2 separate regions of the Homo sapiens genome follow, and region 2 is linked to region 1. The links are chromatin loops, found by intact Hi-C in ENCODE. Cell type or tissue: OCI-LY7. All regions are shown on one strand. Each heading gives the region's core, and the rest is flanking DNA. Links, peaks and the distances in the headings are about the cores only.

Region 1 (4,000 bases), core at 1-4,000:
CTGGCAGAGCAAAGCTGATCCCTTGGCAATCCAGTAGTCTTTGGACCGCTTGGAGGGTAACAGGACGGTTACCACAAAATTGGTTGAATGTCCTAATTAAGGATATAGGAAAAAAAGGTTGTTACTTAAGAGAATAACTTCCTCATACAAAGAGAGAGGCTACAAAGAGTCAAGACATCTGGGTTCCAGGCCTGACTTGCCCCTAAAGATGCTGGACAAATAGTCCTTTATGGGTCTGTTTTATGCTCTATAAAATGAAGATTTTAGAACAAATAATTCTTTAGGACTTGTCCAGCTTAGACTTCATAGAATTTTTTTTTTCGAGACAGGGTCTCACTCTATCACCCAGGCTGGAAGTGTAGTGGCGTGATCTCAGCTTGCTGCAACCTCTGCCCTCCTGGGTTCAAGTGATTCTCCTACCTCAGCCTCTTGAGTAGCTGGGACTATAGGTGCGTACCACCATGCCTGGCTAATTTTTGTATTTTTAGTAGAGGCGGGGTTTCACCAGTTGGCTAGGCTGGTCTCAAACTCTTGGCCTCAAATGATCCGCTTGCCTTGGCCTCCCAAAGTGCTGGGATTACAGGCATGAGCCACTGCACCCAGCCTAATAATTTCTTAATAACCAGGATTCAAATGAGTTTCATATCTTGCAACAGTGATGTGTCTCTTAAATCTTTCAATTGGTAGGTTTCCCTCTGCTTCTTTTGCCGCCCCCTTGTAATATATTTGTTGAAACAACCAGACTGTTTGTCCTGTTAAGTTTCCCAGAATCTGGATTTTATGACAGCACTGCTGTGGTGATTTTAAATATATTCCTCTCTTCCTGTAAGGGGTGGTTAGATCTAGAGGCGTGACTACATTCAGGTTTGAGGTTTTTTTTCCCTTTTTTTTTTTTTTTTTTTTTTTTTTTTTGAGATAGGGTCTCATTCTTTTGCCCAGGCTGGAGTGCAGTGGTTTGATTATGGCTAACTGCAGACTTGAACTGGACTCAAGCGATCCTCCTGCCTCAGTCTCCCAAGCGGCTGGGACTACAGGCGTGTGCACCACACCTTGCTAATTTTTGTATTTTTTGTAGAGACGGGGTCTCGTCATCTTGCCCAGGCTGGCAGGTTTGAGTTTTATGGCAAGAATAATTCTTAGGTAGTAGGTACTTCTATCAGGAAGCACATTATGTCTGATTGTCTTTCTTTTTTGGGATATTAGTGGCCATTGATGACTACTACATAGGACTACCCCTCTTTTAAATAGCTGAAAAAGAGTTTCTTTTGATCCTTGTACAAGATGGGGTTTCTGTCACAGTTTCAGATAATGTTAGTTTGTTGGTCCCCTCTCCTTACTGATTTGTAAGAATTCTTTATGCCAGGCTTCTATAGTTTGGATGTTTGATCCCTCCAAATCTCATGTTGAAATTTGATCCCCAATGTTGGAGATGGGGCTTAATGGAAGGTGTTTGGCTGATGGGGGTCAGATCCCTGATGAGTAGATTAATACTCCTTGGAATGGGGGGTGAGCTGTCACTTTATTAGTTCTTGCGAGAGCTGCTTGTTAAAGAGTCTGGCGCCTCCCTCCCATCTTGCCTACTTCCTCTCTTGCCATGGGACCTCTAAACACCAGCTCCCTTTTGTCTTCTGCTATGAGTGGAAGCATCCTGAGGCTCTCACCAGAAGCAGATGCTGGCACCAGCCTGCAGAACCATGAGCCAAATAAACTTTTCTTTAAAGTTACTCAGCCTCAGGTATTCCTTTATAGCAACACAAACACAAACAAAGACAGTTGGATTTTTTTTTTTTAATTGAGATGGGGGTTTCACTATGTTGCCCAGGCTGGTGTTGAACTCTTGGGCTCAAGTGATCCTCCCACCTTAGCCTCCTGAGTAGCTGGGACTACAGACACATGATACCACACCTGGCTAGACAGCTGGATTGTTTTCAAAATAGAAGGTCAGTGATGATTAATTTAGCGCCTCTGTATGTTCAAAACTGTCTTTATTCACTTCCCTTTTGAAAGATGGTTTGGTTGTGTTTTGAATTCTGGTTCAAAGGTATTTTCCCTCAACCCTTTGAAGGTGATTCTCCATTATCTTTTTATATGCACGGTGGATAATGGGAGTTGACTGATATCAATCTGATTCTCATTCTCTGGGATTTCAGTTCCAGCATATATTATACATTGTCTCTTCTCTTTGGTTATTTTGAGCATTTTTTTTTTTTGGTCTCTGACAGTCTTAAGTATCACTTTGGTATATCTAGGTTTCTTTGAAGATTTGATTACTTGTAGGTTGCTAAAAATCATTCCTTCCACTTTGTGAGACCTCACAATCTAATGATTCAAGTGTTTCTTTAGTTTTGGGAAATTACCAGCCATTATTTTTTCAAACATTCTCTCTCCTCCATTCTTTATTTTCTCCTTTCAGGTTACCTAGAAAACAAGAAAAATGTTGCAATTTCTGGCTCCTTCCACAGGGTCACTTCTTTCCCCTCTCACTGTGCTGTATTCAAGGCGATTTTCCCAGTTCATTCTCTCTTCTCATTCTTCAGCTGTCCCTTGGTGTATCTGTTGAGGTGGCTTTCTTTCTGTCTGGTTTCTTTTTTCAGGGCTGTATCTCAGTTTCAGATGCACTCAGAGTTTTGCATCAGGGCTGTCCATTTATTCATTTGTTTATTTACTTATTTATGATGGAGTTTTCGCTCTTGTTACCTAGGCTGGAGTGCAGTGGCCCAATGTTGGCTCACTGCAACCTCCGCCTCCCAGGTTCAAGTGATTCTCCTGCCTCAGCCTCCCAAGTAGTTGGGAATACTGGCACCCGCCACCATGCCTGGCTAATTTTTTGTATTTAGTAGAGACAGGGTTTCACTATGTTGGTCAGGCTAGTCTTGAACTCCTGACCTCAGGTGATTCATCTGCTTCGGTCTCCCAAAGTGCTGGGATTAAAGGGGTGAGCCACCTTTCCCGGCCTATTCATTTATTTTAAAATTTCTTTTATGATGAGTAAAAATGGATTTAGTGAGAAAAAAGAGATTTTCGTGTCTATTCAGGCCGCCATTTTGAAAGTGGAAGTCTCTACTTGTTAAACTCTATTTTCTACTCCTTGGATTCTAATAGAAGCAAGAATTAATTCTATAATATTAATCTATACTCAGAACAAATAGAATTTATAATTACATTTACGAATTTTGTATGTTATAGGTGGCTTCATTTTAAGTCTAGTTTATTGGCCCAAGGGAGATCTTGAGCCAATCACAGCTTAGTGTTTGGACTTTGATTGAAGATTGCATTTGGTCATTATTTGAACTAATCTTAAGAACATCCTCACCTGTGGTTGAGAGTGTTCCTGCCCGGGCTCCTGTTTTATAAAGTGGGCAGTGGTAAAGTGTTGGGCTTGGCTTATAGTTTTGTTGTGGTTCAAAATGCACCACAGGCAGCACTGGATTCATCTGTCCGGGCAATGCATCTTCTATCACCATCTCCTTATCATCCCATCGAGAAGCATCCATGAACATCCCATGAACAAGAACACCATCCTCAGGAGAGGGCAACTGAAAGATACCCACAAGTCTCAAAGTGAGATGGGGGAAAAGGGATCAGCAGGTGTGAGCCACTTCCTATGTCCCACATCCTCACCAGGTAATTCTAAAAAACACTCTATACATTGCTGTTATTATTCACATTTTAGAGAGGTCAATCCTGAGGCTCTGAGAGGCAAAAAAATGTAATAATAATGTGATGACTTTTCCCCTTTTCATGGGAGGTGGAGGAGTACTGAGATCATCGTCTGTTATTCTTAGCAAGGTTTTTCAAGGATTTGGATGCCCTCCTAGAAGACAGATTATATATCTGCAATAATATTTGCAGAGTGCCCATGGACAATTCCTTTTTGTTCTTTCTCTCTTTTTTAAAAATTATGCTTACTTTTAAATGTTTGTATTAAATAAGAAAGAGGGAGAGGGAGAGACCCTGCCCATCAGATTCCTGTGATGTGATTGGATGTCTCCACCGGTGC
Region 2 (10,405 bases), core at 3,191-7,190, 72 kb before region 1:
GCTGAGATGGGCTGAGACTGTAAGGGCGAGGTGGCTCTCTGTAGCCAAGGCAGTGCTACAGAGAATGACACCTGGAGGCTACCTGCTGGCAACATTCCTAGCCAGCTGGTTCGACAAGTCCTTTCTTGAAGGGGAACCTGAGTAGTCCCTTGCAGTGTCCACACCAGGGGACTTAGGCTAAGAATGCCCTAGGGCTGCAACCAGACTGCTGCCAGCCGCCCCCGGGAGCTCTGAGTTTCTCCCTTGCCTGCTTTCCTGACCCTTCTGCTCTCCCTGTATACTGTCTCTGCTTCCTCTGTGCACCTGGTCTGATTTCTCCTGGGTACTACCTGGATGGCCCTTACCGTGTTCTGATCAAATGCTGGAGGAGCCATTTACATTGACCTAGGACGGTGATTCCCAAACTGTGTTCCACGGAATTCTAGTCCTGGAGCTGTTACTATATCCTTCAAAAGCTGGGTGATATTTATATATGGGTTCATTGTACTCTTTTGTCTTCTTCTTATATTATAATATTTATATTATATTATTATATATTATATATAATATATATAATATTATAATATATATAATATATATAATATATATATAATATATATTATATATTATATATAATATATATTATATATATTATATATAATATATATAATATATATTATATTATATTTATTATATATATTATATATTATATTATATATATTATATATAATATAATATATAATATATATAATATATATAATATTATAATATATATATTATATAGAGAGAGCACTCTCTATATAATATATATAGAGCTCTCTATATAGAACTCTATATATATTATATATAGAGAATGCTCTCTCTATATAATATATATAGAACTGTATATATATTATATATAGAACTTGCTATATATTATATATAGAACTCTATATAGATTTTATATATAGAGCTCTATATAGATTATATATAGAGCTCTATATATAGATTTTATATATAGATATTATATATAGAATCCTATATGTATTTATATCTATATATAATATCTATATATAGAGTTCTATATATAATCTATATAGAGTTCTATATATAAAATCTATATATATCTATATATTCTATATTTAAACATAGAATATAAATATAAAATATATAGAATTCTATATATTTATAATATATATAGAATATAATATATAATATATAATATATAGACTTCTATATATAATATATATAGAATTCTGTATATTATATATTATATATAGAATTCTATATATATTATAAATAGATAGAATTCTATATATTATATATAGAATTATATATATAATATATACTGTACTATTATATATTATATATTATAATATTATTATTATATATATTATATATAATATATATAATATTATATATAATATATTATATATAATATATTATGTATAATATAATATATAATATTACATATATTATATATAATATAATATATTATATAATATATATAATATAATATATTATATAATATTATATATAATATTATATATAATATTATATATTATATACTGTCTGTATATTATATACTGTCTGTATATTATATTATATACTGTCTATATATTATATTAATATATTATATATATTCTATGTAGAATATATTTCAAATTCTATATAGAATATATATTCATATATATGAATATATATTCTATATATGTATATATTCTATATATGAATATATATTCTATATATATTCTATATTCTATATATATTCTGTATTCTATATATATTATATATATTCTATATTCTATATATAATATATATTCTATATATAATATATATAAATTATATATAATATATATAATATATATATTATATATAATATATATAATATATATATTATATATAATATATATAATATATTATATATAATATATATTCTATATATAATTTATATATTATATATTATATATATATAGAATATAGAATATATATATCTATATATAATTATATATATCTATATATAATTATATATATATTTATATATATAATATAATATATATTATATATAAAAGAGGATATAGTAATATATATATCTTCTTCCTCATATATGTAATACATCTCCTTCTTAAAGAAAATGCTAGCTGGTAGTGAGAGGTGGCAGTACAGGGAAATGGGTGAAAGTTTGGACTCTAAAGGTAGACTTTGTGAGTTTGAATCCAACACCTACTAGATGTACAACCTTGGCCAAGTAACTTAACCTCCCTGTGCTAAGCTTCCCTGATCAAGGGCTGCACACAGGGTGGCTCCTGTTATGTGGAGATACTGGGTGACTGGCGTGTTCATGGCAGTTATTTTATGAAAACTATAAAGTCTCAAGCCCAAAACGTATTTTAATAAAACGGTATATATATGTATACAAGCACCAACTGGAAAAAATAATATTATTGCTGTCCTCATTTCTGGGAGGCTGTAAAGCGTATTTTTCTTAGTAGAGAAAGACCTTTCCTTGGAATAAGCGTGTTCATGCACTTTTGGAGAGAGGCTCCCTTTTAAGCCGGGATTCTGGCCCATGAGGAAGTTCTACAGGGGCCATCACAAGAAGGAAAGCAGATCTTTGACGCTCCCATGGCCACGGCGCCCTATGGTCTGCAGGGGGAGGGGACCTGGGCAGACAGTCTTCCTCAGCTAAGGCCACTAAGATTAGTCTGTGAGGCCAGGCCCCGTATTGATCGCCATTCATGTGGCAAAAGGAACTTCCTACCCAGGAAACAACAGATCTCTGGCAAGAAAGAAGGAAGAAGGAAAGAACACCCCACACTTCCTTTACCCAGGTCATAAAATGACCAGTTGCCAGATGCCAGGACAGTATTCCGATAGCTGATGGGGCCTCGGGGGCCAAGTGGAGGTCACGGCAGTCAGCCAGCCAGATCAGGGCAGGGGTTGCTGTTAGCATGTTGCATCTCTTGGAAAGACTGGCCAGGCATGGGGGCTCAGCTCTTGAGGCCACTGTTACTAATGAACGAGTTGGACTAACAAGAATGGTAATCCTGAGGTTTTCTGCAACATTCATTTTCTTCACTGCCCTATTCCCTGCAGCATTATTTATGATCATGAAAAATGGCAAACAAGCCACGCTGTGGGAAGTTCTTCAGGCATTAGGAAGAATCAGTAGATTGTTATGTTTTGAAGTATAAGGCACACTCTCAATTGGAGTGGCCACATAATACATGCTCAAGAAGTAGCCAGTTTTAAAAAAATCATTAAAATTTAAGAGATTATCAAAGATGTGCTTGTTATTTTATGTATGTATGTATGTACATATGTATGTATGTATTTTTGAGATGGCAGAGTCTTGCTCTGTGGCCCCGGCTGGAGTGCAGTGGCGAGATCTCGGCTCACTGCAGCCTCTGCCTCCTGGGTTCCAGCGATTCTCCTGACTAGCCTTCCGAGTAGCTGGGATTACAGGCGCCTGAAACCATGTCTGGCTAATTTTTGTATTTTTAGTAGAGACGGGGTTTTGCCATATTGGCCAGCCTGGTCTCCAAGTCCTGACCTCAGGTGATCTGCCCACCTCGGCCTCCCAAAGAGCTGGGATTACAGGCGTAAGCCACTGTGCCTGGCTTGTACTTGTTATTTAAAAAAAAAAAAAAAAAAATCAGAAATACAGAAGCGTACAGAGTAGAAGCAGAAAGACCCTCTTTCCTTCCCTCCCCCACCCCACACCCATCTCACTCCCTCCCCAGATAAGTCATTAATTTGCTGTCTTCTCATTCTAGAGTCTGCAGATCTACCGCATTTGTAACTTTCAAATTCTAAGGATTGTTTCATTGTTTTAATGTTTCAGTGACCAGCTCACTGATTCCCTAACTGCGGTCTGTATGCGCGTGTGTATTGAGTCAATATTTCCCAAGAACAGATTCCTTTCCTGGAATTTCTAGGTGCTAACTGCCTTACAAAAAGCTTTCACAGCTGGGTGCGGTGGCTCACGCCTGTAATCCCAGCACTTTGGGAGGCCGAGGTGGGTGGATCACCTGAGGTCAGGAGTTTGAGACAAGCCTGGCCAACATGGTGAAACCACATCTCTACTAAAAATACAAAAATTAGCCGGGCATATTGGCTCATGCCTGTAGTCCCAGCTACCCTGGAGGCTGAGGCACAAGATCACTTGAACCTGGGAGGGGGAGGTTGCAGTGAGCCGAGATCGCGCCACTGAACTCCAGTCTGGGCAACAGAGTGAGACTTGATCTCAAACAACAACAACAACAACAACAAAATAAAACTGAAACAAAACAAAATGCTTTTACTTTCCTATTGCATATTGCCATGCTTCTATTTTTGCCAGTTTGAGAGGTGGAAATGTACCTGTTTTAATTTGCTTTTAAACATTATTTTATTTAAAAAAATTGTGGTAAAATATACATAACATAAAATTTACCATTTTAATCATTTTTAAGTGTTCAGTTCAGTGCTATTAAGTACATTCACATTGTCAGGCTATCATCGTTATCCATCTCCCACATTAATTTGCTTTTATTTCATTAGCTAGTGAGTATTTTTTCATTTCTTCATGCACTATTATATTTCTCCTTTCCCTCTCTCATTTTCTTCTTTCCCTCCTTTTCTTTCTCCTCTTACTCCTCTCTCTCTTTTTTTTTTTTGTCTTTTTATGATCTCTGCCGATTTCCCAAATAGCCTGATAACCCTTTTTCTTTCTCTTTTTTAAAAATTAGGAGCTTTCTACATTATGTGTATTATGTTTTGTCAGTTTTCATATATTCTGCTTGGCTCTTTATATATTACATTAGTTATTGTCTTTACAACATCCCTGCAAGACAAATATTCTGATTCCCATTTTGCAGATGAAGAAGATAAAGTTCAGAGATGTTATGTGACTTACCTAAGATCACACAGCTAGTAAGTGGCACAGACAAGATGTGACTCCAGTTCTGTCTGCTTCCGGGGCCCAAGTCCTTTTCACAGTGCTCAGGACAAAAGGAAACTGCGTGAGATGGTGATACTCTACTAAAGGCAGGCAAGACTAGAGGACAGTGGGAGTTCAAGAGACTTCAGGGGGAGGCTGGGGTAAAAGAGTCTGGGGGATCTAGAAGAAGCTGATGTTCCTAATCTTGGAGGAAGTGAGAGATAGACTCCCTTTCCCCCTGCTTCTCTTGTTGCCTGAAGGACCACTGAAACGCTGATGAAACTGGGGGTCTTATGAGTATTCACCCTCCATCACCACCAGCACTGTGGCTGTGGAGTTGAGGCCAGAGGGTGTGGTCTAGAGGCCCTTTCTGGGTGCTAATTCCGGGAAGTTTCTTGTTCTCCCTCTTGCCTACATCCAATTAACCTCCAAGTGCGGTGGATTTTACTTTTATGATAGCACTTCTCTTTGACCCCTGCCAGAGCCTGGTGCAGGTCCCTCTCATGTCCCCTCACTGTCTTACCACTTCTGCTTTCACTTTCTCCAGCTTCCCTTCCGTGCTGCTGTCTGAGTGATCTCTCTAAAGTGTATGTATGATTACACAATTCCCCTGCTTAAAACACTTTGATGGCTCTGCCACGTCTTCAAGATATGGGCCAAACTCCTCATCTCAGCTCTGGGGCCCTTCACTTCCAGCTCCTGCTATCTCTCTGGCTTACCCTTACCTGCCTTGATCTATGTGCAACAAGACTGAATTCCATGAACACAGCCAACTCTCTCTCATGCCTCAAGGCCTTTGTCTCTGCTGTTCTTTCTCACTGGAATGCTGCTTTCTGGTTAACTCTTACTCAGATCTGAGGTTTCTGTTTAGTTGACATTCCTGTAGAAACTCTCCCTAGAATGACGGTGGGGTCATGGGCTGTCATGGACCCTCATCACACCACCCACACTACCATCCTGTAATTTCCTTTTTGTGAAATTTCTGTCTCTCAATCTTGGCTGCATATTAGAAATGCCAGGGCAGCTTTAAGGATGCTGATGCTGGGGCCACACCCCCCCAGAAATGCTGAGTTAGTTAATCAGGGTGAGGCCCAGGTTTTGGTCATTGTAAAAGCTCTCCAGATGATTCTAATGTGCAACCAGCAATAACAGCTCTTGATAGAAAGCTCCGTGGGGCCAGGAGTCATGCCTGTCACAGTCACTTTTTTTTTTTTTTTTTTTTGAGATAGAGTCTCACTCTGTTGCCCAGGCTGGAGTACAGTGGCGTGATCTCGGCTCACTGAAACCTCTGCCTCCTGGGTTCAAGCGATTCTCCTGCCTCAGCCTCCTGAGTAGCTGGGACTGCAGGCATATGCCACCACGCCCTGCCAATTTTTGTAATTTTAGTGGAGACGGGGTTTCACCATGTTGGCCAGGCTGGTCTCGAACTACTGACCTCAGGGGATCTGCCCGCCTCGGCCTCCCAAAGCATTGGAATTATAGGCGGGAGCCACTGCACCCAGCCACAGTCATCTGTATAAACCCTCACTTGGCACTGAACTGTTCAGGTATTCGATAAGGGTGTTGCATAAATGAATGAAGCAGTTTCTAGAAAAGATGCAGGGTATGCATTGGATAGCAAGTTAGAGCTTTTTTTTTTTTGGGACAGAGTCTCACTCCATCACCCAGGCTGGAGTGCAATGGCATGATCTTGGCTTACCACAACCTCTGCCTCCTGGGTTCAAGCAATTCTCCCGCCTCAGCCTCCCGGGTAGCTGGGACTACCCGGCATGAGCCAATATGCCCGGCTAATTTTTGTATTTTTAGTAGAGATGTGGTTTCACCATGTTGGCCAGGCTTGTCTCAAACTCCTGACCTCAGGTGATCCACCCACCTCGGCCTCCCAAAGTGCTGGGATTACAGGCGTGAGCCACCGTGCCTGGCTGCAAGTTAGAGCTTTTAAAGGTTTTATAGAACAATCACTCCCCTGCCTTGTAAGAACTCACCGATCATTCAGGCCACTTTTAGAAAAAATTCCTAGTTTTGTTTACTTGTTTACTCATAGTGAAAACTAAATGTTTAGCTCATTGTCACTCGTGTGTTGCTGGGCCCCCTGTGGAAGGCCTTCTCTCTTCTCTGTGCCCACAGTGAAACCTTATGCCAACTGTCAGAGATCTAAAACCCACCTCTAAAGGAATGGTGTGTAATTTAAATATCACTGGAAATTTCTTGAAAATTTTCAACAGTAAGCCATCACAAAACCCCCTTGTCAACATCTCTGCTGTCTTTCCCCTTAATGGGTGTCTCCAGTCTCCTTGCCTCTAGCTTCTTCACCCTTCTGCCCCTCTCTGGTAAAAAAAACCCTTTTTCTTCCAATGTCCAGCAATTCAGCTCTTTCCTTCTGCTGGTGTCTCCCAAATAGCGAGGCAAAAACCTGAAGCTAGCTGAACAGTGACCACCCATTGTTTTTCCTGTGCCCTCCTGGGAGGCCCCAGTTCATCTCGACATATTATGAAGCTCTTTCTGTCAGGACTCCTTTGTACAGGCACCAGCATTGCACCCGGCTTCTAGGAGCAAGTGAGCATTCACCTAGCATAGTGTCACCATGTGACACATATGCAGGGCGGGGAGGGGCAGGAGACCAGTGGAAGCACAAGGATGGCATGGGGGCTGGCCAACGTCACTCTAAGTAGACATACAATGATCAATGCCCTTCAGCCATAGACCACCAGGGACACACTTGAAATTGCATTAGTTGGATTTATTGCTCTTTGCGATGAGGGAGAATTCTCTTGATGTGTGTCTTTTGTGTGTCCAAATTTTCTCATATTTTGGGGAATTGTAGGGCATATCAGGAAGAAGGTGTTAGGAGGGCTTGTTATAGGATTTGGACTTGTCAGGTGATTTGGGGGAGAGTTCAAGGAAGTGGGGCTTTGCTCTGGGTTGGGTGCTATCAAGTATTAGTCAGCTTGGGATGCCATAAAAAATACCCCAGACTGGGTGGCTTAAACACAGACATTTCTTTTCTTTTTTTGAGACAGAGCCTTGCTCTGTTGCCCAGGCTGGAGTGCAGTGGTGCAATCTCGGCTCACTATAACCTCTGCCTGCTGGGTTCAAGTGATTCTCCTGCCTCAGCCTCCTGAGTAGCTGAGATTACAGGTGCATGCCACCACACCTGGCTAATTTTTGTATTTTTAGTAGAGACGGGGTTTCACCATTTTGGCCAGGCTGGTCTCCAACTCCTGACCTCAGGTGATCTGCCTGCCTTGGGCTCCTAAAGTGCTGGGATTACAGGTGTGAGCCACCGTGCCCAGCCCAGAAGTTTATTTTCTTACAGTTCTGGATGCTGCAAGTCTGAGATCAAAGTGTTGGCAGGTCTCTTCTCCGAGGCCTCGCTCCTTGGCTTGCAGATGACTGCCTTCTTTCTGTGTTACTCACATGGTTGCCCCTCTGTGTATGCAGTCCGTGCTGTTCTCTTCTTTTTTTTTTGAGACAGGGCCTCACTCTGCTGCACAGGCTGAAGTACAGTGGAGACCATGGTTCACTCCAGTCTTGATCTCCCAGGCACAAGGGATCCTCCAGCCTCAGCCTCCTGAGTAGCTGGGACCTCATTCATGCACTACCATGCCAGGCTAATTTTTTTTTTTTTTTTTTTTGTAGAGACAGTGTCTCCCTTTGTTGCCCAAGCTGATCTCGAACTCCTGGGCTCAAGCCATCTTTCTGCCTTGGCCTCCCAGAGTGCTATGATTACAGGTATGAGCCACCATACTTGGCACAAATTTCCTCTTTTTATAAGGACACCAGTCAGATTGGATTAGGGCCCATCCTTACAGCCTAATTTTAACTTAATCATCGATTTAAAGACTTTATCTTCAAATACAGTCACATTCTGAAGCACTAGGGGTTAGGGGATTAATGTATGAATTTTGGGGGATCTTAATTTATCCCCAAATAGAATCTTAACGTATCTCATCTATGAGGTGGGAGAAATGAATGGAGGTGAAAACTGGCCTTGGTAAAGGAGCAGCCATCACTCCTTAGTCAGAAGAGGCGGATGACTGGACACCCTTTCTTGTGACTTGGCCAATGTTCATGTTTTGTCTGTGTTGAGATGTGATTATGGAGGGGTTTTGCTTTCATCTTCATTCATCACAGAGTGGCCTTGTCTGATGTTGATGCTCTGTGAAGTTGTTTATGTTCAACAGGAGAACACCATGGCTTAGCTGTGAGTGCCAGGCCAGCTTGTAGCAACACCAAGGCCTGACTGATAAAACCAGACCAGTTCCCAGCTGTCCAGGGATGTTTTCTCTTTTTCACAATCTGGTACAAGCAGTGTGCTGCAAAGCAAATGCAGCTTTGGCATACTTGCCACTCTTTCCTACTTAGAAATTCTTGTGCCAACACTGGGTGGGCGAGGGAGTGTGGCAACATTCAGCCCCTTTCCAAGAATGCACGGAGCCTGCACACCTGGCAGTGGAGGGAGTAGGTGTTTCCACACCTCCATCAACTTAGGTCTTCAACTGCTCACCTTGAGGACGGACACAGCCTGCTGGCCGAGCACCATGCTGGAACTCCTGGGAATGTGCTTAGCATCCCACTTCCCCTGGTGTATTAGTTATCTATTGCTGCTGCAACAAATTACCACAAACCTGGTGGCTTAAAACAGCACACATTTATTTTCCCAGTTGCTTTGGATCAGGAGTGTAGACAGAGCTTAATTGAGTCCTCTGCTTAGGGTCTCACAAGGCTACAGTCAGGGTGTTGTTGGCTAGGACTGGATTTTCATTGGAGGCTCAACTGGAGAGGGATCTGCTCCTGAGCTCTCTTAGGTTGTTGGCAGAATTCATGTCTTCATGAATTCTGTAGGTCTCATGGCAACTTGCTTAGCAATGGAGAGAGAGATTTTCACTGCTTCTGAACCTTCCCCTAGTCCTTTCTCTTTCCCCTTTCATGTATGGTTGATATTCTTGGCAACTCTCCCATATTAGTCCATTTTGTGCTGCTATAGAAGAATAGCACAGACTGGGTCATTTATAAGTAACAGAATGCATTTCCTTACAGTTCTGGAGGCTGGGAAAGATAGCAATGGAGAGAGAGACTTTAGCAAGACTAGCAGTACATGTTTATGTAGTCATGTACAAGTAATCACAGCACTGCCCATGACCTTTGCCGTATTTCATTGTTAGAAGCAAGTCTCAGGTTCTGGTTACAATAAAGGACAGGGTATGAAACATAAGTGTGAATATCAGGAGGCAGAATCAAGGGGAACTGCCACCACACCTCTGATGTCCCGATCACCTCTGGAAATCTGTGGATGACTGCAGGTCAGCCAAGCCAGGTAGAAAAAGGCAGGGTGAAGGCACAGAGTGTTGCTGAAGCCATAGCAAATCCTCTGCATACTCTGAAAACTTTATTTTTGAGGGTAAATCTGATTTTGGGGAAAGAGCAAAAAGGTATCAGCAGTATAATTTTCTCAGGTACTGCTATGAAGGGGACAAGCCTCACAGGTTTGTGTAAATTCAGAAAGTCATTACTAGGGGCACAAAA

The links. Hi-C counts contacts between places; a loop is a spot of excess contacts. Peaks named below come from ENCODE experiments on the same cell type or tissue, not always from the same donor. Only the 100,000 strongest peaks of a DNase experiment are listed, where the experiment ranks them.
Region 2: a loop joins it to region 1, with 4 times the contacts of the local background. A loop is called at or near these places in 5 of 110 quality-filtered maps.

Annotation. Positions count from the first base shown.
Region 1 is chr2:84,815,397-84,819,396 of GRCh38, reverse strand. DNAH6 (dynein axonemal heavy chain 6) reads right to left here. Exons shown (of 77, transcript NM_001370.2): 76 at 3,314-3,536; 77 at 1-92. Among named protein-coding and RNA genes, the nearest start is that of TRABD2A, 64 kb to the left of the region's middle. RefSeq lists a silencer at 1,797-1,946 and an enhancer at 2,097-2,146. In OCI-LY7, for the core only: no CTCF peak of the experiment used is centred there; DNase peaks (open chromatin) are centred at 1,946 and 2,566; H3K4me3 peaks cover 772 bases; H3K27ac peaks cover 1,888 bases.
Region 2 is chr2:84,884,021-84,894,425 of GRCh38, reverse strand. It overlaps LOC105374837 (a long non-coding RNA gene), which reads right to left and starts at 5,456. Exons shown (of 3, transcript XR_940309.3): 1 at 5,403-5,456; 2 at 4,856-4,940. RefSeq lists enhancers at 5,457-5,556, 5,567-5,636. In OCI-LY7, for the core only: no CTCF peak of the experiment used is centred there; DNase peaks (open chromatin) are centred at 4,970 and 5,415; H3K4me3 peaks cover 1,455 bases; H3K27ac peaks cover 1,561 bases.